Regions from separate parts of the Homo sapiens genome. Here region 1 is linked to region 2. A link is a loop called in an ENCODE intact Hi-C map of the cell type or tissue named here. Cell type or tissue: breast epithelium. All regions are shown on one strand. Each heading gives the region's core, and the rest is flanking DNA. Links, peaks and the distances in the headings are about the cores only. Region 1 overlaps TADA2A (transcriptional adaptor 2A). Region 2 has its middle 19 kb from the start of DDX52.

The links. Hi-C counts contacts between places; a loop is a spot of excess contacts. Peaks named below come from ENCODE experiments on the same cell type or tissue, not always from the same donor. Only the 100,000 strongest peaks of a DNase experiment are listed, where the experiment ranks them.
Region 1: it touches region 2 in a loop (14-fold over the local background); 1 of 110 quality-filtered maps calls a loop at or near these places.

Annotation. Positions count from the first base shown.
Region 1 is chr17:37,471,466-37,481,637 of GRCh38, forward strand. It overlaps TADA2A (transcriptional adaptor 2A), which reads left to right. Exons shown (of 16, transcript NM_001166105.3): 15 at 3,091-3,164; 16 at 5,332-8,260. The coding sequence ends at 5,517. Among named protein-coding and RNA genes, the nearest start is that of DUSP14, 13 kb to the right of the region's middle. In breast epithelium, for the core only: no CTCF peak of the experiment used is centred there; DNase peaks (open chromatin) are centred at 5,096 and 6,896; H3K27ac peaks cover 4,488 bases.
Region 2 is chr17:37,656,334-37,667,673 of GRCh38, forward strand. No RefSeq gene overlaps it. Among named protein-coding and RNA genes, the nearest start is that of DDX52, 19 kb to the left of the region's middle. In breast epithelium, for the core only: no CTCF peak of the experiment used is centred there; no DNase peak of the experiment used is centred there.

The DNA.
Region 1 (10,172 bases), core at 2,008-10,007, 180 kb before region 2:
CACAGGAGATAAATTAAAAGCTTTTTATTTTATTATTTTTTATTTATTTACTTATTTTTTGAGACAGAGTCTCGGTCTGTCGCCCAGGCTGGAGTGCAGTGGTGTGATCTCGGCTCACTGCAACCTCCGCTTCCCGGGTTCAAGTGATTCTTCTGCCCCAGCCTCCCGAACAGCTGGGATTACAGGCATGCACCACCACGCCTGGCTAATTTTTGTATTTTTGGTAGGGACGGTTTTGCCATGTTGGCCAGGCTGGTCTCGAACTCCTGACCTCAAGTGAGGCACCCACCACGGCCTCCCAAAGTGCTGGAATTACAGGCGTGAGCCACCGTGCCCAGCCTAAACTTTTTATTTTTATATAACATGAGCAAAGAAGCATGTTACTTGCCAGAAACATAAGGATTTCTGAGTTAGAGACCTAAAGTATTTCTATTTCTTCGTTTTACCTCTTTGAGTATGTCCTATTTTGAAATTAGTATACAGAGCAAGATTAAGCCATACGCTATCTGATGATCCTTGGTGATTGGTAATCGATGACTGGGAATTGGGGGAGGTATGTCTCAGTAGATTCAGAATCTGGGTCTCAGATTTGTCCGCGTTAGGGACTTTTTTTTTTTTGAGATGGAGTCTCGCTCTGTCACCCAGGCTGGAGTGCAGTGACGCGATCTTGGCTCACTGCAACCTCTGCCTTCCGGATTCAAGCGATTCTCCTGCCTCAGCCTCCCAAGTAGCTGGGATTAGAGGCGCCTGCCACTATGCCCAGCTGATTTTTGTACTTTCAGTAGAGATGGGGTTTCGCCATGCTGGCCAGGCTGGTCTCGAACTGCTGACCTCAGGTGATCTGCCTGCCTCGGCCTCCCAAAGTGCTGGGATTACAGGCATGAGCCACTGCGCCTGGTCACTGAAGGGACTTTTTTTTTTCCCCCATTTATTCCTTTATTTCAAGTGATTTTTTCTTAATATGGAAAGAAGAAAAAGGTATTGTTTTAGGGGAGTGGCTAAGACAGTGAAATCAAAGTTTTATTTTGTAAGTTTCTTACTGCCAACACTCTACCCCCAAAATCTAAATACAACTAAGTTAATACTGGCTAATTAAAATGAAGGAACTGGGTCAGGTGCAGTGGCTCATGCCTGTAATCCCAGCACTTTGAGAGGCTGAGGCGGGCAGATCACCTGAGGTTGGGAGTTTGAGACCAGCCTGACCAACGTGATGAAAACCCATCTCTCCTGAAAAAAAAATATAAAAATTAGCTGGGTGTGGTGGTACACATCTGTAATCCCAGCTACTCCAGAGGCTGAGGCAGGAGAATCGCTTGAATCCGGGAGGCAGAGGTTTCAGTGAGCCAAGATCGCACCATTGCACTCCAGCCTGGGTGACAGAGTTAAGACCATCTCAAAAAATAAATAAATTAATTAATTAAATTAAATGAAGGAACTGGCTAACATGATCATATATTTTTGTTCTCTGTACTATCTGCACTGACTTGTTCATTGTTTCTTTTTTCTTTTTTTGTGAGACAGGGTCTCCCTCTACTATCCAGGCTGGAGTGCAGTATGTGATCATGGCTCACTGTAGCCTCAAACTCCCAGGCCTAAGTGATCCTCCCAGTTCAGCTCCTGAGTGGCTGGGACTACAGGTGAATGCCACCAAACCTGGAGAAATTTTTTTTTTTTTTTTTTTTTTTTTGGTAGAAACAAGGTCTTACTATATCACCCAGGTTGGTCTTGAACTCCTGGGCTCAAGTGATCCTCCTGCTTCAGCCTCCCAAAGTGCTCAGATTACAGGTGTGAGCCTCTGCACCCGGCCTCTTGTTCATTGTTTGTTCCTAGCCTGTGTTAGCCTTTCTCACCCCTTATATTTAGGCTGAGGAGATCTCTTGCTCTCCTTTATGTTCTGAGTTCTTAAGGCAACTATGTATTGGAAGCCTGGCATCTTTGATTGTAGCCTAGCCTCTGGTGACTTTTGTGAGGAACCAAATGGTTTTATCTCCCTTTTTGAGGATTTGGAATAATCCCTTATGCCTTTTGTTGATGTAACAGAGAAGCCTGTTTTCCACCAGTGGAGCTTGTAACAGTCCCTCCCCTTTCTCTGCCCCACTTGAAAAGCAACCTCTATAAAACTTCGACATTTTCTTTGCTTAACTCAGTCTATCCATTCCCAGCTGAATACCAATCCCTAATACACATTCAAAACAAAACCAAAAAAGTTTTGCTCATCAAGCTTCCCCTCCTGGCCAGTGACCTCCTACTTGGGTTTCTTTCTCAGGTGTGTGAGTTGACCTCAGCCCCTGCTTTGCCATATAATGGCTCATTGTTCCTGTTTGTGGATCTTGCAGGTAAACAGGGCTACTTTGGAAGGAACAGATATTCCCTCACATAATAAAAAAGAAGGGCCTTTTGCTGGCCTAACAGTCTTTCTTTGATCTGAAGGCACACAGTACTTGGTTAATTACCATGTTTGCCTTGTACTGCTGGCCGAGTGGCAAGGATTAGGGAATGTCTGTTCTGCAGTTATTATTTCCATTCGTCAGCTGTCAAAGCAGGCATTGTGTGATGTTTCTTAACTGGATGACATCTGGGCATCAGATTTTAGAGTCTCCTACATGGTTAGGAAGAAATAGGTGATAGTCGGGCATGGTGGCATATGCCTGTCTTCCCAGGTAGTTGGGAGGCTGAGGCAGGAGGATCACTTGAGCCAGGGAGATTGAGGCTATAGTGAGCTATGATCGCAACACTGCACTCCAGCCTGAGCAACAGAGTGAGACCCTGTCTCAAAAATAATAATAATAAATAAGAGATAACTACTGTGGTGAGTAGTTACATTTGATGCTAAGGTATGTGTGACTGTATGTGTATTTTAGCAGATTATGGGTAATTCATGTGCCCTGAATATGTAATTCATTTTCAAGTGAATGTTCGGGTGCCCATGTTGTTAGCTAAACAGGCCTGAGGGAATGGGACAGGATTTCCTAAGCTGGATATAGTGATCCTATACCTAACTGGCCTGGCTGCACTGAACTTTTTAATACTTTACACCTGAGAAATTGTCACTCCTATTAAATCTATGCTGTTTCCTTTCTCTGTCTATAGGTAGACGGAGTGCACCACCCTTGAACCTCACTGGCCTCCCTGGCACAGAGAAGCTGAATGAAAAAGAAAAGGAGGTAACAAAAGGGAGGGGGCTGGGAGAAAGAGAATAGGGGCTGATTATTCATTGAGTTGTCATTAAAAATCCATTACAGGGTCAAACCCCTTTTGTTTCATTCATCTAACATATATGCACAGCTCTGGTGAATCCTAGAAGTCCAAGAGCTAAAGAGCCGTTTGTGGCAGATTTCAGAGAATTGCTTACCTTGTCACCCTACCACCATTCCTCTTTTGGGGAAAGCACATGTGGTATGTAGATGACATAATAATAGCAACTATCATCTATTGAGCACTTACCATGTGCTACTCTACTGAGTGCTTTATGTAAATAAAATTAATTTTTTGTAAACCTAAAGTAACTTCTACATGAAAATAGATATTTCCTATTAGAATGGCTGCCTTGAAAAGTTCTATACTTATTCCAACAACATAATCATTATTTAAAACATTTTTGTAAATTGTCTCCAGAGCATGTTTATAAACCTAAGGAAAAGATTTCTACATCATATATAGTCATGTTAATTTTGATTTTAAAAATTATTTTTTATTTTTATTTTTTTTTATTTATTTATTTTTTGAGACGGAGACTTGCCCTGTCACCCAGGCTGGAGTGCAGTGATGCGATCACAGCTCACTGCAGCCTCCACCTCCCAGGTTCAAGCGATTCTTCTGCCTCAGCTCCCCGAGTAGCTGGGACTGGACTATAGGCGCTTGCCACCATGCCTGGCTAATTTTTGTAGTTTTTAGTAGAGATGGGGTTTCACCATGTTGGCCAGGCTGATCTTGAACTCCTGACCTCATGATCCATCCACCTTGGCCTCCCAAAGTGTTGGGATTACAGGCGTGAGCCACCTCACCCGGCCTATTTTTTATTTTTTATTTGAAAGTCTCGCTCTGTTACCCAGGCTGGAGTGCAGTGGTGTGATCTCGGCTCACTGCAACCTCTGCCTCCCGGGTTCAAACGATTCTCCTGCCCCTGAGTAGCTGGGACTACAGGCGCATACCACCACACCCGGCTAATTTTTGTATTTTTAGTAGAGACGGGGTTTCACCTTGTTAGCCAGGCTGGTCTCGAACTCCTGACTTCAGGTGATCCACTCACACCAGCTCCAAAAGTGCTGGGATTAGAGATGTGAGCCACTGCACCGGCCTGATTAAAAAATTATGTGACCTACTTTTTCCAGTTGCAATCATCAGACATGTCTTCATATTGATTTTATCTGTTTCTAAAATTTAAAGCCAGCCTCATAAGAGTCATCATCAGGAGTTTTCAGAAAACTTTGTCACATCTCTGAAGTCTGTTCCTCTTTTGGAGGAGTTCCTCTTTTGCTCCTCATATGCTCCTTTTATAATTCCCAAGGTCAGTTCCCCATCTCCCACCATATATCATTAGTTCAGTTCAGATAATAAGGAAGGGTCATAGTGTAGGGGATAGTGTTAGTCTTATTTTATCCACCAGGAACAGTAAGGATTAGTTTGGGAGTGGAAGGAAATGTATGTAGTATCTATGTATTGCTGAAGGAGGTCATAGGTCAGCCTGATTCAAATATTGAATGGCCTGGAATTTCAAGCTTTTTTTATCCTTACCCACATAATGGTGACCTCAGACTCCTCATTGCTGGATAATGTGGCAATTTTCTAGATTTTTAGCAGTTAAAGTTACCTCCTCTTAGCAAGGTCTCTTTATCTCCTTTCCCTTTGAAGTAGGAAATGTAATCCCCAAAGCAGGGACTACTGCTTTATGCTGACACTAAAAACAATGTGATGCAGCCTTGAGAATCCAAGTGTCTGTGCATTCTGCCCCCACTGTGCCCCATGGCTCTTCCCTGACCATTGGTGCTGGGACTGTACCTGGGCATTTAGTGTTTGACTCCTGAAAGAGCCAGGCTGCTCCTCAGGAGCACATAGTTGTAAATCCCTAACAAACCCAGGCCCCTGAGCCAGCTGGCATGTGCTAAAGGCTCTTCTAGTATCACACCCTGGCTTTCTCTTCCTGGGTGTGTGTCCTTAGGGAGTGTTCTCTCCAGAGAGGAAGAGACTAAATGGAATGTAGTCCAGCCACCCATCAGCTCCTATAAATAGTTGGAGGTTGATGTCACTTTAAAAAATTTTTTGCTATACCTGCTGGATTAAATTACAAAAATGACAGATGTTAATGTTTATTAAATTTGCCGTGTCTTGCAGCTCTGTCAGATGGTGAGGTTGGTCCCTGGAGCCTATTTAGAATACAAATCTGCTCTATTGAACGAATGTAACAAGCAAGGAGGCTTAAGACTGGCGCAGGCAAGAGCACTCATCAAGATAGATGTGAACAAAACCCGGAAAATCTATGATTTCCTCATCAGAGAAGGATACATCACTAAAGGCTAAGGCTCCAAGAGCTTGGGATCAGAAGTCAGAAGTTTGGAATGTGGTGGGTCAAAGGACAATATGGGTGGGCATTCTGGAGAGTTGTTTTTCAGCTGAATTCTCATGGTGAAAACAGGGGAAAGGACAAAGGAAACCTTAAGTTGTATTGTCTACTTTCTTCTCCATCCTGCTTTAAAACACTCCTGTTGTTGGTATTATGCTGCAGAGTTGTGTGCTACATAAGCTATTATTAAATGTGAGTGGGCATTCATTCCTAACACCTCTTGTAACTAAAAGAACCATAGTACCTCACATCACAGTGCTGGTAGAAATGGAACTAAACCACAGTCTGTAATCCCAGGAGTCCAGCTCAGATCCTTATATTGCGAGGTAAGTTTGCTGATTATCTGTCTTGCCTTCAAACACTGCAGACAGATTTAAAATAAAGAGAAAGGTTTTAGAGCATAAGAAAGCTCTCGTTGAAGGATTTTTTAAGCTGACAACTTTTTTTTTTTTTTTTTGAGACAGAGTTTGCTCTTGTCCTCCAGGCTGGAGTGTGATGGCAAGATCTCAGCTCACTACAACCTCTGCCTCCCAGGTTCAAGTGATTCTCCTGCCTCAGCCTCCCGAATAGCTGGGACTACAGGTGTCCACCACCACACCTGGCTAATTTTGTATTTTTAGTAGAGACAGGGTTTTGTCATGTTGGCCAGGCTGGTCACAAACTCCTGACCTCAGGTGATCTGCCCGCCTCAGCCTCCCAAAGTACTAGGATTACAGGCGTGAGCCATCGCGCCCGGCCTAAGCTGACAACTTTTATGAGTAAAGGGGAAGAAAATATCCTTATGATGGTCTTATCCCAAACTGCATCTTTAACTTCGGCCGGGCAAGGTGGCTCACCTGTAATCCCAGCACTTTGGGAGGCTAAGGTGGGCGGATCACGAAGTCAGGAGTTCAAGACCAGCCTGACCAACATGGTGAAACAGTCTCTACTAAAAATACAAAAATTAGCTGAGTGTGGTGGCACACGCCTGTAATCCCAGCTACTCAGGAGGCTGAGGCAGGAGAATTGCTTGAACACAGGAGGCAGAGGTTGCAGCGAGCTGAGATCACGCCACTGTGCTCCAGCCTGGGCAACAAAGTGAGACTCTGTCTCAAAAAAAAAAAAACAAAAAAAAACCTTTAATGTCTGGCTTTGTACTTTGCAGTCTGCCTGTCTAATCTGCAGTAGTCTTTTGAGGAGGTGGCACCGGATATAACATGTCTCTGTTATTTTTAGAATTAATTAAAATGTTTTGCTATTTAATTTGTGGGTGTGTCAAATATTCTGGTAACTGAAACACACTTAAGGTGTTGGATGCCTGCCCCATCACGCTGCACTGTCTGCTGTCACATGTGTCCTGAACTCACCCTGTTTTTGCCCTGGGTTTCCCAGGATACCAAGCCCCTGAGGATGGAGATGATGCAACAAACCTCAGCTTTGCTTGGATTGTGACTTGAACCCTATTTCTCAATGGTGAAAGGCTAGCCTGCAATAAAAGCTGCTTTTAAAACAGAAGTAAAGCAGCTTTATATATGGGACTCACTAGATATGAGGGTAAGTAGCCCCACCACATGTAAAACTTGGTCCTCAAACGTTTCTGCAGAATAAGAAGCCAAACTTATGGTTATCTTGTTTCTGTTAGAAACAAAGTTGTATATAGAAATAACTTCGTCAGAATCGACACAAATCACATCGAATAGTTGACTGTTTAATTCCTTCTACATTCAAATATCTAATTAAAATACTGTGTGCTTTGTTGGAAGCATCTGCTCAAACTTTTGACTGTTGTAAATATGCATGCAGCTGGGAAGGGATTCATCTAAGGGATAAGAAATGAAAAAGACACTCTAAGGACCTGAGGGAATTCAAATAGAGGACTTCGATTTTTTAAAAAGAATGACGTGGAAATGACCTGTTTTCCTTGTAAAATCATATCTCGTAGAAAACATTTTACCACTACCATCACCCCTAGTTGGTTGTGAAGTGATTGCCTCTTATCCCTGAAAGGAAACTCCTGTTCTGAAAAGTTGGGATGCATTAGCCATCAGTGTTAGGTGACGTCTGTTGTAGTCTGAAGAGTCCTTAACCTTGATTAAGGAAGGCTTCCTGGGAGAGGTGGGCTTTTGGGGCAATTATATGATAGAGAAGAGAGAGAAAAATGGCAGATGGAAGTGGGAGACAATTCCACACACAGGGGGTGGAGAATGATGTGGAGGCAGCAGTGGGTGTAAGGACAATGGTGCCAAGAGATTTATTTGGCTAGAACACAAGGGGCAGCTGGGTAGTTAGGAGTGGGAGGATGGTAGGACAGTCTGACAGAAACCTTGGAAACAGTTGAACTCTGAAAAGCTGATGGCAAATCAGATTTCATGAGGAAAATGGCATGGTTGAAAATAGTAATAGAAAAATAAGACTGAAGTTTTAAATGACTGGATTTTTGAAAGTAGGATTATTATTTCTTTGGTATACCGAACTTTGCAAAGATACGTAGCATTGCATCCTTCCTCTTTGCTTCTAGACAGGGTTGGCCATAAACCAACTACACTGATAGAGGTCTCTCCAGATTGTCTCAGAAGAGAGAGTTTACCCTGAAACTTAATGACATGAATAAAACCTGTTTACTGAAATTTTTATTGCAATTTAACGTTAAAAGTTTCTGCTGGAGTTTTATGCATATTTTTCTCTCTAAGTGGTGGGAAATAAAGAACAAATCTCTTTCCATGTAATGACTCTTCTCTGTGCTCAAAGACCAAGACTCTGTCTCTTGCGATACCAATTAATACTAAATATTCAGTTTATCTTTTCCTGGGTCCCAGTTTCTTTCCTTTTATTGTTAACCGTCTTCACTTCCCCCGCTTTTAAAAATCTGAACTCAGTTAAGCAACCAGTCATTGAAATGACTGGGGGTTAGCTGGAAAAGGGAGAAAACCAATGGCATTCATCAATAACAACAAAATCCCAGTTTGTAGGACATTCTAGCTTTAGGAAATATGTAGGTATGTAACAAGAGAAAAAATCTGCATTGAAGAATCAGAGGCCACATTACACAGCAGTTTGGGAAAACTCACTCATAAATATGTATGAGTTTTATTATTTCTTTGGTAAACCCAGCTTTGCAAAGCTTTATGCCTAGAATCCCTCCAAAAAACACTTTTTCACCCATCTTTAAGCAAACAGTGGTACTGTATTCTCAACAGCATTCTGGGGAACTTCGCCCATTCATTTTTAAGGATATCTTTGTGGACACCTTCTAAATGTACATTGCATTATTCTTGACAACACAAAAGGGTTTTCTGTATCTTATATGCACCTAGCTTTTTGTTTGAATTTCTAAAAATTATATTGAAATAAAAGTTTGATTCAAGAGGTGCTGCTGATCTGGAAGCTTTGCTTTCCTTTCCAACGTGCTTAGCCAAATGCAGCTAACCTTTCCCACATCTGCCAGAAGGGACCATCTTTGGAACACGAGGACACTGCCATGTCTGTGGCCTTGCATAGAAGAGTTGGCCAAGCTAAAAGAATTCTTTTTAATCAGACACTGGCTGGGTGCAGTGGCTCATGCCTGTAATCCTAGCACTTTTTGTGGCTGAAGTGGGAGAGTCACTTGAAGCCAGGAGTTTGAGACCAGGCTGGACAACACAGCAAGACCCCCATCTCTACATTAAAAAAAAAAGAATGCTGGGTGTGGTGGCTCACGCTTTTTCTCCTAGCTACTTGGAAGGCTAAGGCAGGAGGATTGCTTGGGCCTGGGTAGTCAAGGCTGCAGTAAGCCATGATTTGTGCCATTGTAATGTAGCCTGAGTGACAGGGCAAGACCCTGTCTCTACCAAAAAAAAAAAAAAAGACGATACCTAGTCCTTTTGAGCCAAATGTAAGTGAAACAGAGCAAGAGCAGGGTCACAGCAGCCTGAATAGTAATAGTCCTGCTGACATAGGCACTTGATTTGGGAGTGAGAACAATAGTGAAGAGTTTTTAGGCCAGTGGCTCATGCCTGTAATCCCAGCATTTTGGAAGGATGAGGTGGGCGGATCACTTGAAATCAGAAGCTCAAGACCAGCCTGGCCAACATAGCGAATCCCCGTCTCTACTAAACATATAAAAATTACCCAGGCGTGCTGGTTCACGCCTATAATCCCAGCCTCAGGGAGGCTGAGACAGTAGAATCACTGGAACCCAGGAGGTGGAGGTTGCAGTGACCCGAGATTGCGCCACTGCACTCCAGCCTGGGCAACAGAACAAGACTGTCAAAAAAAAAAAAAAGTGAGGAGCTTTTAACTTGGGAATTTGGAACCTAAGTAGCCAGTCCTTGAAGTGTGCATCAGAACTGACGTGTTAGTGTGCTGTGTTTGAGGAGGGAAAAATGAACAGTTGCTGAGAGGTATGGAAAACCAGTTTCTTTGTCTAATGGCAGGGAGTTCTTTTTCTGTTGTTTGTTGCCTTGGCTTCCAGCAGTTAAGGTGTACTGCAATCAAACTGCCCTTTGATTTGATTGACTAAGCTACAAATCAGAGACATTATTTAAGGGAAAGGTGAATGTCGTGCATCTGCCATCACAATTCCTTTGTCACTTGAGTAGCTTGTTATGCATTGTGTCCTAGGCCCCCTTCCCTGTTGACAGTAGGAATAAGGAAA
Region 2 (11,340 bases), core at 1,475-9,474:
AATTCCATTGATTAAGTTAAGCCCAAATATCTTAATATATATTTATGATTTTACAACTTAGTAGCCATTTGAAAAAATAATACATATAAAACATTTTTTATTTTTTTGAGAGAGTCTCACTCTGTTGCCCAGGTTGAAATGTGGTGACATGATTGCGGCTCAGTGCAACCTCTGCCTCCCAGGTTCAATCAGTTCTCATGCATCAGCCTCCCAAGTAGCTAGGATTACAGGCGTGCGCCAACATACCCAGGTAATTTTTGAATTTTTAGTAGAGACGGGGTTTTGCTGTGTTGGCCAGGCTGATCTCAAACTCCTGGTCTCTAGTGATGCTCCTGCCTCGGCCTCCCAAAAAGCTGAGATTAAAGGCGCGATCCACCGCCCCAGGCCATACATATAAATTTAAAGAAAAAAATTGTATTTCATTTAAAAATAATTACACTTACTTGCTAATGAGAGTTGCAAAAAAAACAAAAATTACCCAGACACTAAAAGCACAGTAATCAATAAAGTTTGGGAACCTTGGTTTTTTCAACTATAAAATGAGTCTAATAATCGTATCTATAATGTAGGCCAGGTATGGTGGCTCACGCCTGTTAGCACTTTGGGAGGTTGAGGCGGGCAGATCACCTGAGGTCAGGAGTTTGAGACAAGCCTGCCCAACATGGTGAAACCCCATCTCTACTAAAAGTACAAAAATTAGCTGGGCGTGGTGACGGGTGCCTGTAATCTCAGCTACTCGGGAGGCTGAGGCAGGAGCATTGCTTGAACCCAGGAAGCAGAGGTAGCAGTGAGCCAAGATCGTGCCACTGCACTCCAGCCTGGGTGACAGAGTGAGTGAGACTCCCTCTCTCAAAATAAATAAATAAATAAATATAAATAAATAAAAGGCTCTATAACATAAGGTTGCAGTACAAGCTTATTGGATGCTGCACATCTTCTCAAACCTTGGGCTCAGATTGGACACTGCCACACTCATTTCCTGATTCACGTTGATATTCACATAGTACTTGTTTTTCATCCCAGCAACCACAGAAAACTCAGCTTTGCAATGATCTGACATTACCAAAAGGGTACTATTTGAATGTTGAAACCATGGCTATCTCATACTAGTAGTTCATGTGATTTTCAACAGACATTGAGTATCACTGTGTTGTCCTTGAACATTTGAAATATTCTGTGTTGCTCTATGGACTTGCTGCTGTTCCAAGCTGGAGTTCCTTGGGACACAGTTTGGGAACTGTGGTTCTACCACAGCATTGTTTTTTCAGTTTTGGGGACAAAATTCTTGGGAAGGTCATATGTGGTGGTTCACGCCTGTAATCCTAGCACTTTGGGAGGCCGAGGCAGGAGGATTGCTTGAGCCCAGGAGTTCAAGACCAGCCTGGGCAACATATCAAGACCTTGTCTCTACAGAAAATTAAAAAATTAGCTGGGGATAGTGGTATGTGCCCATATTCCTAGCTACTTAGGAGGTTGAGGTAGGAGGATCGCTTGAGCCCAGGAGTTTGAGGCTACCGTGAGCTATGATTGTGCCACTGCACTCCAGCCTGCATGACAGAGCAAGACTTTGCCTCAAAAAAAAAAAAATTCTTTGGGAAAAATATAAATCAGATTGTGATTTTTAATATTACTTAATAATTAGTGTGAATATTAATAAATTGTATAAAAAATTAATATCTTAAAAATCTTGCTCTTCATTTAAATTCATGTCTTTTTTGTTTTATCTAATTGCTTTGGGATAGACTTTTATAGACAATTAAACAGAAACAGGCTCATTTGGAATGAATAATAAATTGTTAACATCATATAGGTCAAAGGTAACTGCTTGCATTCAAGGAGTGGGAAGCAAGGACAGTACATAATAAATGTTTCAGCTGATAATATATGTAATAAAAATATTTTATACCACCAAGTACATAGGGTGAACTCAAGGAACTTCGTAAGTTTAGTTGAACCTCTCTCTTTTTTTTTTTTTTTTTTTGAGACAGAGTCTTGCTGAGTCTCCCAGGCTGCAGTGCAGTGGCGCAGTCTTGGTTCACTGCATCCTCCGCCTCCTGGGTTCGAGCAATTCTCCTGCCTCAGCCTCCCAAGTAGCTGAGACTACAGGCGCACACCACCATGCCCAGCTAATTTTTTGTATTTTCGTAGAGATGGGGTTTCACAATGTTGCCCAGGCTGGTCACGAACTCCTGAGCTCAGGCAATCCGCCTGCCTCGGCCTCCAAAGTGCTGGGATTACAGGCATGAGCCACCATGCCTGGCCTAGTTGAACCTCTCTTTTAAGCAAATTTATTACTTGAAATTTTGAATGTTCTAAACTAGTATACAAGGGGCTTGATTATTTTTACAAAAGAATATTATGTGAGTTTCTTTGATACTTAAATTTTTTTTTTTTAATTTTAAAATAGAGACGGGGTCTGACTGTGTTGCCCAGGCTGGTCTCGAATTCCTGACCTCAAGCAGTCCTCCTGCTTCAGCCTCCCAGAATGCTGAGATTACAGGCATGAGCCACCACGCCCAGCAGCTTTGATGCATTTAAATTATGATGTGGTTCACTGAAATTGAGATGTGTGCCCTACTTTAAAAAAATTACTGAAACTGAGATAGATGCCCAACTTTTTAGAAAATAGGTTTTATTTCTTTATTAACAAAAATGTTTTTAGACCCGTGGTTTTGCTGTTTCCCAGGCTGGACCAAAACTCCTGGTGTCAAGTAATCCTCCTGCCTCAACCTCTCTAGTAGCTGGGATTATAGGTCTGTGCCACCATGACCAGCTGCCCAGCTTTTAAAAATACACATTATTTTATAAAATGCCTCACTGTGTTCTGTTGCATTTTGAGTTTTCTGTCTTTTAGAAGTATGGGAAGCAAAACATTCTTCTACTATATATAAAGGGAAAATGAGGCACAGAGAAAAGCAGTGAGTTTATTTGGCATCACAGAGTAGGAAATTAAAAGGCACCAGCTACTCATCTTTATTAGAAAATATCATGTAATCAGTATCTAACAGCCATTATTTTCATAATAAAGTGATGCTATATAAAATCAATAAATAAAAGTACCCATTTCTGCACGATATTGTATTAGAATTAACATATGTGATTTTTTTAGCCCAAGAATTTGTCTCAGTTCTATTGACTGTACTGACACAGTCAAGATAATGGCAGCATGTATCATATCCCATGAGTGATATGATTGAAATAAGCTTAATGACAGATGGAGGAAATGCTTGCTTCTGTTTCACTCCTGTAGTCATGATAAGGGGTTTCATTTGATTAGGGTAACACCAGCTTGCATTAATGGCATGAAGAATCAGAAAGTTTCATTTTACTTTGCCATCATCATTTTGATAGCAGATTGACTCAATAAAGCTGGGGTTCCCAGAGCATTAAGTAAAATATCTCTGAGGCATCTTTGCAAAGTTATTCTGTAGCCTAGGCTGAAATACTGTGGTTATATCTTCCTTGGGGCTTCTAGTATTTTAATTATGGAGCAATTACAGAGCATTGCCTTCTTTCTTTTCACTGCTCCAGCTGAGTACCTGGGATTCTCTAAGGTAAAAGCAAAGGCCTTTCCCTGGGTCCTTGGGAAAAGCAGGGAAATCTAAGACAATCCAGATGGATCGCGGGTCTTTTTAAACACTTTTTTAGAGATGGCATCTTGAATAATTGTCTTCAGGGCGGTGAGCCATAGTTCACTAACCAAAGTTTCATTTAAATATCATGATGAATTGGCTGCGAAAAGAGGATGGGGAGGAATGTGAAGGGATTTGTATAACAAAGAACCATAAATCATCTCCGGTACAGTGGATCCCCTATCACTCAGCCTATGGGCTCATCAGAGGAACTGCAGGGAGAAAGATGAGAGGGAAAAGGGTCTTCCAGCTTGGGGGGCTACAGCATCCCCCAAGTTAGCAAGGTCCCAAACCAAGTCTTTCCTGAAGTATCATTCACTTATTCATCTTGGAAATATCTGTCAAGTGCCTACTATGTGCAAGGCACTATTCTAGTTGCCATTAGACTGGGAAAGTGTAAGGGTGCGGGGTAGTACTACTAAGATGAGTAGGATACAGTCCCTGCTTTACTATTTATGAGGCATTTTTATGGCAAGGCCTAGCTTCTTTGGCATTAACATTAGTACACAATTAGGGTGTGCCTAACTTTTTTAAACAGATGTATTTCTGAGCCTTTCTGGCATTAAAGTGAATGTCTATCAAGTGAATCTCTACATTCTTCATAAATCTGTCCCTGTTACCCTCAGTTGGAATTAATTTTTCTCCATCCCTGTGTTCCCATAGCCTTCTCTGTATATATCCTCCATCTTCCTCAGTAGGCCTATTGGAGGCAATTGTCACGGAGTGGAAAGTGGAAAGAGCATGGGCTCTGCAGCCACACGGGCTCAAATTAGAATTCCAGCTCTACCTCTACCACTTAGTAGTTGTGTGTGATCTGGGTTAGTTTCTTTTTTTAAAAACAAAATTATTTCCATAGGTTTTTGGAGAATGTGGTCTTTGGTTACACAAGTAAGTTGTTTAGTGGTGATTTGTGAGATTTTGGTGCACCCATCACCAAAGCAGTGTACACTGAACCTGATTTGTAGTCTTTATCCCTCACCGCTTCCCACCCCTTCCCCCTAAGTCCTCAAAGTCATTCTTATGCCTTTGCATCCTCATAGTTTAGCTCTCACTTATAAGTGAGAATATGTGATGTCTGGTTTTCCATTCCTGAGTTACTTCACTTAGAATTATAGTCTCCAGTCCCATCCAGGTTGCTGCGAATGCTGTTAATTCATTCCTTTTTATGACTGAGTAGTATTTCATCATCTATGTATACCGCAGTTTCTTTATCCACTCGTTGATTGATGAGCATTTGGGTTGGTTCCACATTTTTGCAATTGCAAATTGTGCTGCTAAAAACATGCATGTGGAAGTATCTTTTTCATATAATGACTCCTTTTCCTCTGATCTGGGTTAGTTTCTTAACCTCTCTAAGCCCCCAGTTTCCTCCTCTGTGGCATGGGGATACTAGTTCCCATTTTGGGGGACTTCATAAGTATTAAATGAAGTAAAGAATTCAGCATTTAGAAAAATGCCTGGACTATAATAAGCATTCAGTTGTTAATCATTGCTAGTAGGTATTTTATAGATGATCATCTTACAGGCAAGGCAACCAAAGCTCATAAAGGTTAAATAACTTAAGTGCTGTACTTTGTAATTTGAAGGAAGTATAACATTGGATTTAAGAACTTTGGAGCCATGTTACCTTGTTCACCCTCCTTTTCTGCCATTTACTGTTTATACAGCCCTGAGCCAATAATTTAATTACTCTTGGCTTTCATTTCTTTATTCATAAAATAAGGATGATGACTGATCATCTGTCACTCACTGCTTATTATGAGGATGAAAGGAGATGATATGTGTAAAGTGCTTGGTATCTAGCATGCAGTCAGACAATAGAAGCTGCTATTATTAGCAGAAGTCACCTAGTGGCCAAGTGGCAGGACTTAGATTTAAATCTAGTGGGTCTGACTCTCAAGCACTTGCCTTTTTCTAACAAACTCACCACCAGCTCCTTTTCTGTCCGAGCTGAGATTCTGAAGACTTAGCAGATGCTGTCAACACTTGAAATTGTTTTTTTCAAGTGTAATAAAGTCAATTGGTTGATTTTCTCTTTTGATGATTGCTTTATATTTCACAACTATATACTCACATACCCATAATCTTGAACAGCTTTTCCTTCCTCAATCAACAGAATATGTATAATTTATAATATATATGTTTATATACTGTATATATATTTTCCAACCTCATAAAGGAATAGCCAACATCTCAAAGGAACATACTGCTGCCTTCGCCCACATGGACTTTTCAAAACACTTGCTTGTGAAAGAAATCATCATCCCCGAGGAAGCATTACGGGGAATTTCTTGCAATAAGGAGTAGTATCAAAATTCATTTGTGGAATGAAACCCAAGTGAAAAGGAAAAGCAAGGGCTTGCCTTCTTCCTCCCTGCAAACCCTGTCTTGGAATACTTTCCCTCCCCAGCCCCAGGAGGGGCGAGAACAGTAGGGTCAAGGGGTGGTGACCAGGTTAGCGACAAGGGCAACAGAGGGAGGAGACAAAAGAGCAGAAAGTGGAGGCTGCTACCCGAATGCCTGAGCATGTTTCTTTGCTGAAAGAGAATGGCAGGACAACGACTCAAACTGAGAGAAGAGGGTGGAGGGGGAAGAGGACAGCTAATGGATGGGGTGGCCCAGCAGGGGTCAGAGGTCATGAGGGCACACAGTGAACTAATTGGCCACTCTGCATATTCACTTTCTGCTTCTAGCCTACAGCTGGGCCTTGAGAGAAAGGCCTGGGGGTGAAGCTGGCTTTATTTACACCATAGATTTGAGGCCAACTGGTGAAAAGCAACCAAAACCGAAAAGGGAGACAAGAACTCTCTTTCCTCCTGTAGGAACATCTGACCAGGGGTAGCCTTTTGCAAAAGAAAATGTGAAAGATTTCACTTCATTCATTCATACATTCATTCATTTATTCTTCATCATCATCGTCATCATCTCCACATGTTAATTGGATGCTCCAAGAAATGTTACCAGATGGAGAAGGATTATAGACACCTTTAACTTGGAACATAGATGATTAGAGTTAAATTTGGGCTTTTGAGATCATCTAGTTCAGCTCTCTTGTTTTATACTTAAGGAAAAGAGAAAACAATTTACTCAAGCTCACAGGAAAGTAGCAGAGGAGGGAGCAGAGCTCAGATCTTCTCCAAATTCAGAGATTTTTCTAGTACACATTTCTCAGAAACATAGTAGATGAAAACTTGTGTTGACTGGTGTGATTAACAGCTCAGCCTCTGGGTCAAACAGACTGGGCCAGAACGCCAGTTACTAGCTCTGTAAACTTAGAACACTTAATCTTTCAAAGAATCAGTTTGTAGAAAAATACAATTGTTATGTGAATCAAGAGAGGTAAATGCATGTAGAGTGAGTACATGCTTTACAATAACTATGACTATTGCTATTACTTTAGAGCCCGGTATAGACTGTGCTTTTGATGATAAACATGTAACACAATGAACATTTCTCTTGCCATATATAATCTCTATGGGCCTGCCGTCCCAAGATGAAAATCCTCCTTCCTCCTCAGTTTAGAGACCCATGAAGGTAGGAGGGAAACTTTAGAGGCCTGTCTGAACCTTTTACAGACAGAGCTGCCCAAATTTGGAATGAGCCAACTTTCAAAGAGTCAATATATGGGAAGGGCTTAAAGGGCCAGGCACATAGTTAGCACTCAGTAAGGGTTAGTTATTGTTATTATTACTGGTAAGGAGGGAGTTCTTTGTCACTGCACGGGTTCAAGCATAAGGCTGGCTTACCCTTTGTCAGGAATGTTTAAGGGAGATTCATGGATTGGACAGAGTAACCTGGGCTCAGCTTTTCTGTTATTCTGCTTTCCAGAGACTTTGTTTCACCCTCTTCAAAGGTCTGGCTGCATGAAGCAAGGAAGGGAATCTGGGAACCTAACTGTTTTTCAAAGATTTCCATCAGGCCAGGCGTGGTGGCTCACAGCTGTAATCCCAGCACTTTGGGAGGTCAAGGCAGGCAGATCACTTGAGGCCAGGAGTTCAAGACCAGCCTGGGCAACGTGGCAAAACCCCGTCTCTACTAAAAATACAAAAATTAGCCAGGTGTGGTGGCACGTGCCTGTAGTGCCAGCTACTCAGGAGGCTGAGGTGGGAGGATCACTTGAACCCGAGAGGCTGAGGTTGCAGTGAGCTGACATCGTACCACTGCCCTTCAGCCTGGGCAACAGAGTGAGACTCTGTCTCAAAAGAAAAAGAAAAAAAGAAAAGATTTCCATCAGTCTTTATATTTTTCACTCCACCTTCATCCTTATCGTCTGAGGTACCTGGTAGACTGTTGTGGAGGGAATGTTTGTGTTTCCCCAAAATTAATATGCTGAATCCCTAGCCCCCAGTGTGATGGTATTTGAAGGTGAGGCCTTTGGGGAGTAATGAGTAATTAGGTTTAGATTAAGTCATGAGGGTAGGACTCTCTTGGTGGGATTAGTGCCCTTTTAAGAAGAGGAAGAGAGAGAGTTCTGTCTCCACGAGCAAGGAAAGGCCACGTGAGGACATAGCAAAATGGCAATTGTCTGCAAACCAAGAAACACACCACTGCATTCCAGCCTGGGTGACAGAGATAGAACCTGTTTCAAAATAAAAACAAAAACAACCCACCCCCCCCAAGTGTCTTAGCCATTCTTGACTCTTTTCTAGTTCATATTTGAAGATTAGTTTGTAAGTTTTTTATATACTATATATAAATATAAATGTAGCCAAGTTGGGATTTTTTTTTTTTTTTTGGTATTGCGTTGAATTTATAGATAAATTTGGGGGACGATTGACTGTGTTTATAATAGTGGGTATTTCTGTTCACAAACATGGTATATTGTTCTATTTATTTAGGGCTTCTTTTATGTCCGCCAATAAAGTTTTATCATTTTCTTCATTTGGGTTAATACTTCTTTTATTAGATCTATTGCTAATACCTTTTAGTTTTTGCAGATATGTAACAGGGTCTCTTTAAGATTACATTTTCTAATTAGTTTTGCAGGTGTATAGGAATGCATCTGACTTTTTGTATATTGATTCTGAATCCAGCAACCTTGAGCAATCCTTTCAGTCGTTCTGATAGCTTGTCTATACATTATCTTGGATTCTCTATGTAAACAATCATATTGTCAACAAATAGCAACAATTTTATTTTTTCCTTTCCAATCCTTATGCCTGTTTATTTCCTTGCCTTATTGCATTGGCTGGGATAGCCAGTAAAATGCAATGAAATGAATGCAGGTGGTGAAAGCGGATAGCTGTTAAAGGGACATGCCACCTTAACAGGCATATATCACCAGAGCTATTGGCTTTAGAGCTATGCTGTGCCTGCCAGACCTGTACCAGCAAAATGTATGTATCTTTGGTGTTCAAAATGTATACACCTTTGGTGTTTGAGAATAGGTATTTCTATTCTCATTTAATAGATAAAGAAACAGAAACTCAAAGAAGTAACCAGGTCTGTAAACCCCGCACTTTGAGAGGCTGAGGCAGAAGGGATTGTTTGAAGCCAGGAGATTGAGACCAGCCTGCACAATATAAGGAGACCTTGTCTCTGCAAAAAATTTAAAAAACAAAAGAAACTCAAAGAGGTAAGTAACTTGCTAAAGACCACACAGTTTATAAGTGGGAGATTCACACCCAGATCTTCCGATTTCCAGTTGAATGCCATTTCCATGATTCCACACTTCCTTCCAGCTAGTTACCTGATAAATCTATCTGTGCTAATATGTTGCCCATCCCAGATAACATATTGCATTTTATCTTATTATTTATTTACTTATTTATTTTTTTGAGGCGGAGTCTTGCTCTGTCGCCCAGGCTGGAGTGCAGATCATGGCTCACTGCAGCTGTGAACTCCTGGGCTCAAGCAGTCCTCCCACCATGGCCTCCCGAAGTGTTGGGATTATAGGTATGAGCTACCACGCCTGGCCGTAGAATGCATTTTAAAAGAGATACTTCAGAACAAACAATGCTTTTACCCATTTAAATGAGTTTTTAACAGTGGGAGTTTTAGGCAAGTTTTAGGCAAGTATTTTGCCTTAACAGAAGACTCTGCCTATTTATAATTTTTTAAAAACAGATTCATTGACTCTTAGAGTTGAATGGCTTCTTGTCTCATCCAACCCACTATGTAATGTAGTTATCCCTGTATTGCATCCATGACAGATCATCCTCCGGCATTTACCAACTGCCAGGGACGGGTTCACCTCACCAGCAAGCTGTTGAATAAATTCTCATGTGAATCCACAATCTGCCCACTGATCTAGAGAGTTGTTTTCTCCTTTACCTGACAGCTCTTCACATGTTTGTTAGTTTCTCAGACTACCTGTCTCTAGGAGGTTTAGTTATTGTCTGAATGAGATAGTTTCCAGACTTCTCACTATCCTGGTCATTCTCCTCTCAGTGCTTTCTAGTTGGCAAATGTCCCTCTTGAAAATGTTGCCTAGGCCGGGTGCAGTGGCTCACGCCTATAATCCCAGCACTTTGGGAGGTCGGGATAGGTGGATCCCTTGAGCTCAGGAGTTCAAGACCAGCCTGGGCAACGTGGCAAAAACCTGTCTCTACAAAAAATACAAAAATTAGATGGGGCTGGGTTTGGTGGCTCATGCCTGCACTCTCAGCACTTTGGGAGGCCAACATGGGAGGACTGCTTGAGGCCAAGAGTTCGAGACCAGCCTGGGCAACATGGTGAAACCCCATCTCTATAAAAAAAAGTACAAAAAGTAGCCGGGTATGGTGGCATGCACCTTAGTCCCAGCTACTTGGGAGGCTGAGGTGGGAGGATTGCTTGAGCAGGGGAGGGGAAGGTTGCAGTGAGCTAAGATCGCACTGCTGCCTCCAGCCTGGGTGACAGAGTGAGTCTCTGTCTCAAGAAAAAAAAAAAAAAGAAAGAAAACAAAAGTAAAGAAAATGATGGCTAGGTTTTTAAGATGTATTTGGATTGCAAACAAAGTGGGCCTCATATCATCTGGACACAGTTACTTCTATTGATGCTGTCTAGATTTGTGTCTTTAGTAGCTATGACACACTGCTTATTTGTGGTGAGTTTAGGGTTAATTAAGCCCTCCATATATTTTTTATTTGAACTGCATTTCTGAAAATATACTATTTGTATGTTAAAAAAGAGAAGAAAAATGCTTCTGAAGACAGGAATTTATATATATCCTCACTAAATTTAATAATTTGTGTGGTTACTTCATAATTGGCCATCTATAAATGTGATCAAGCATGCCTTCTGTATATAGAGCGAGGCCTGCACTTGCAGAATGCAAAGACAAATTGTCCTGCATTGCCTAATCATTCAGACCAGAAGCCATGGAGGTATATTTGTTTGTTTTTAATCTTTCATCCCCTATGCCCTTTCCTGCAGCACTCTGGAGCTCTCCAAGACAGAGCAAAGTCTGTGGGGAAGGAACCAGGACAGAAATCTACTCTGTTTTGGAGACAAATGGGGCAGCACCTGCAGCTTGGAGGCTGCAGCAGGTTACCAGGAAACACCTGCTTGGTCAGGGGTAGGGAAAGTCATTAGGACTGCTGTCCCAGGACAGAATAAAATACCATCCTCAAATTTCAGAACACTGGTACATTGGGATTTTTACTATAGAATTAAAATTCAATTTCTTTTTTTTTTGAGATGGAACCTTGCTCTGTCACCCAGGCCGGAGTGCAGTGGCGCAATCTTGGCTCACTGCACCTCTGCCTCCCGGGTTCAAGCGATTCTC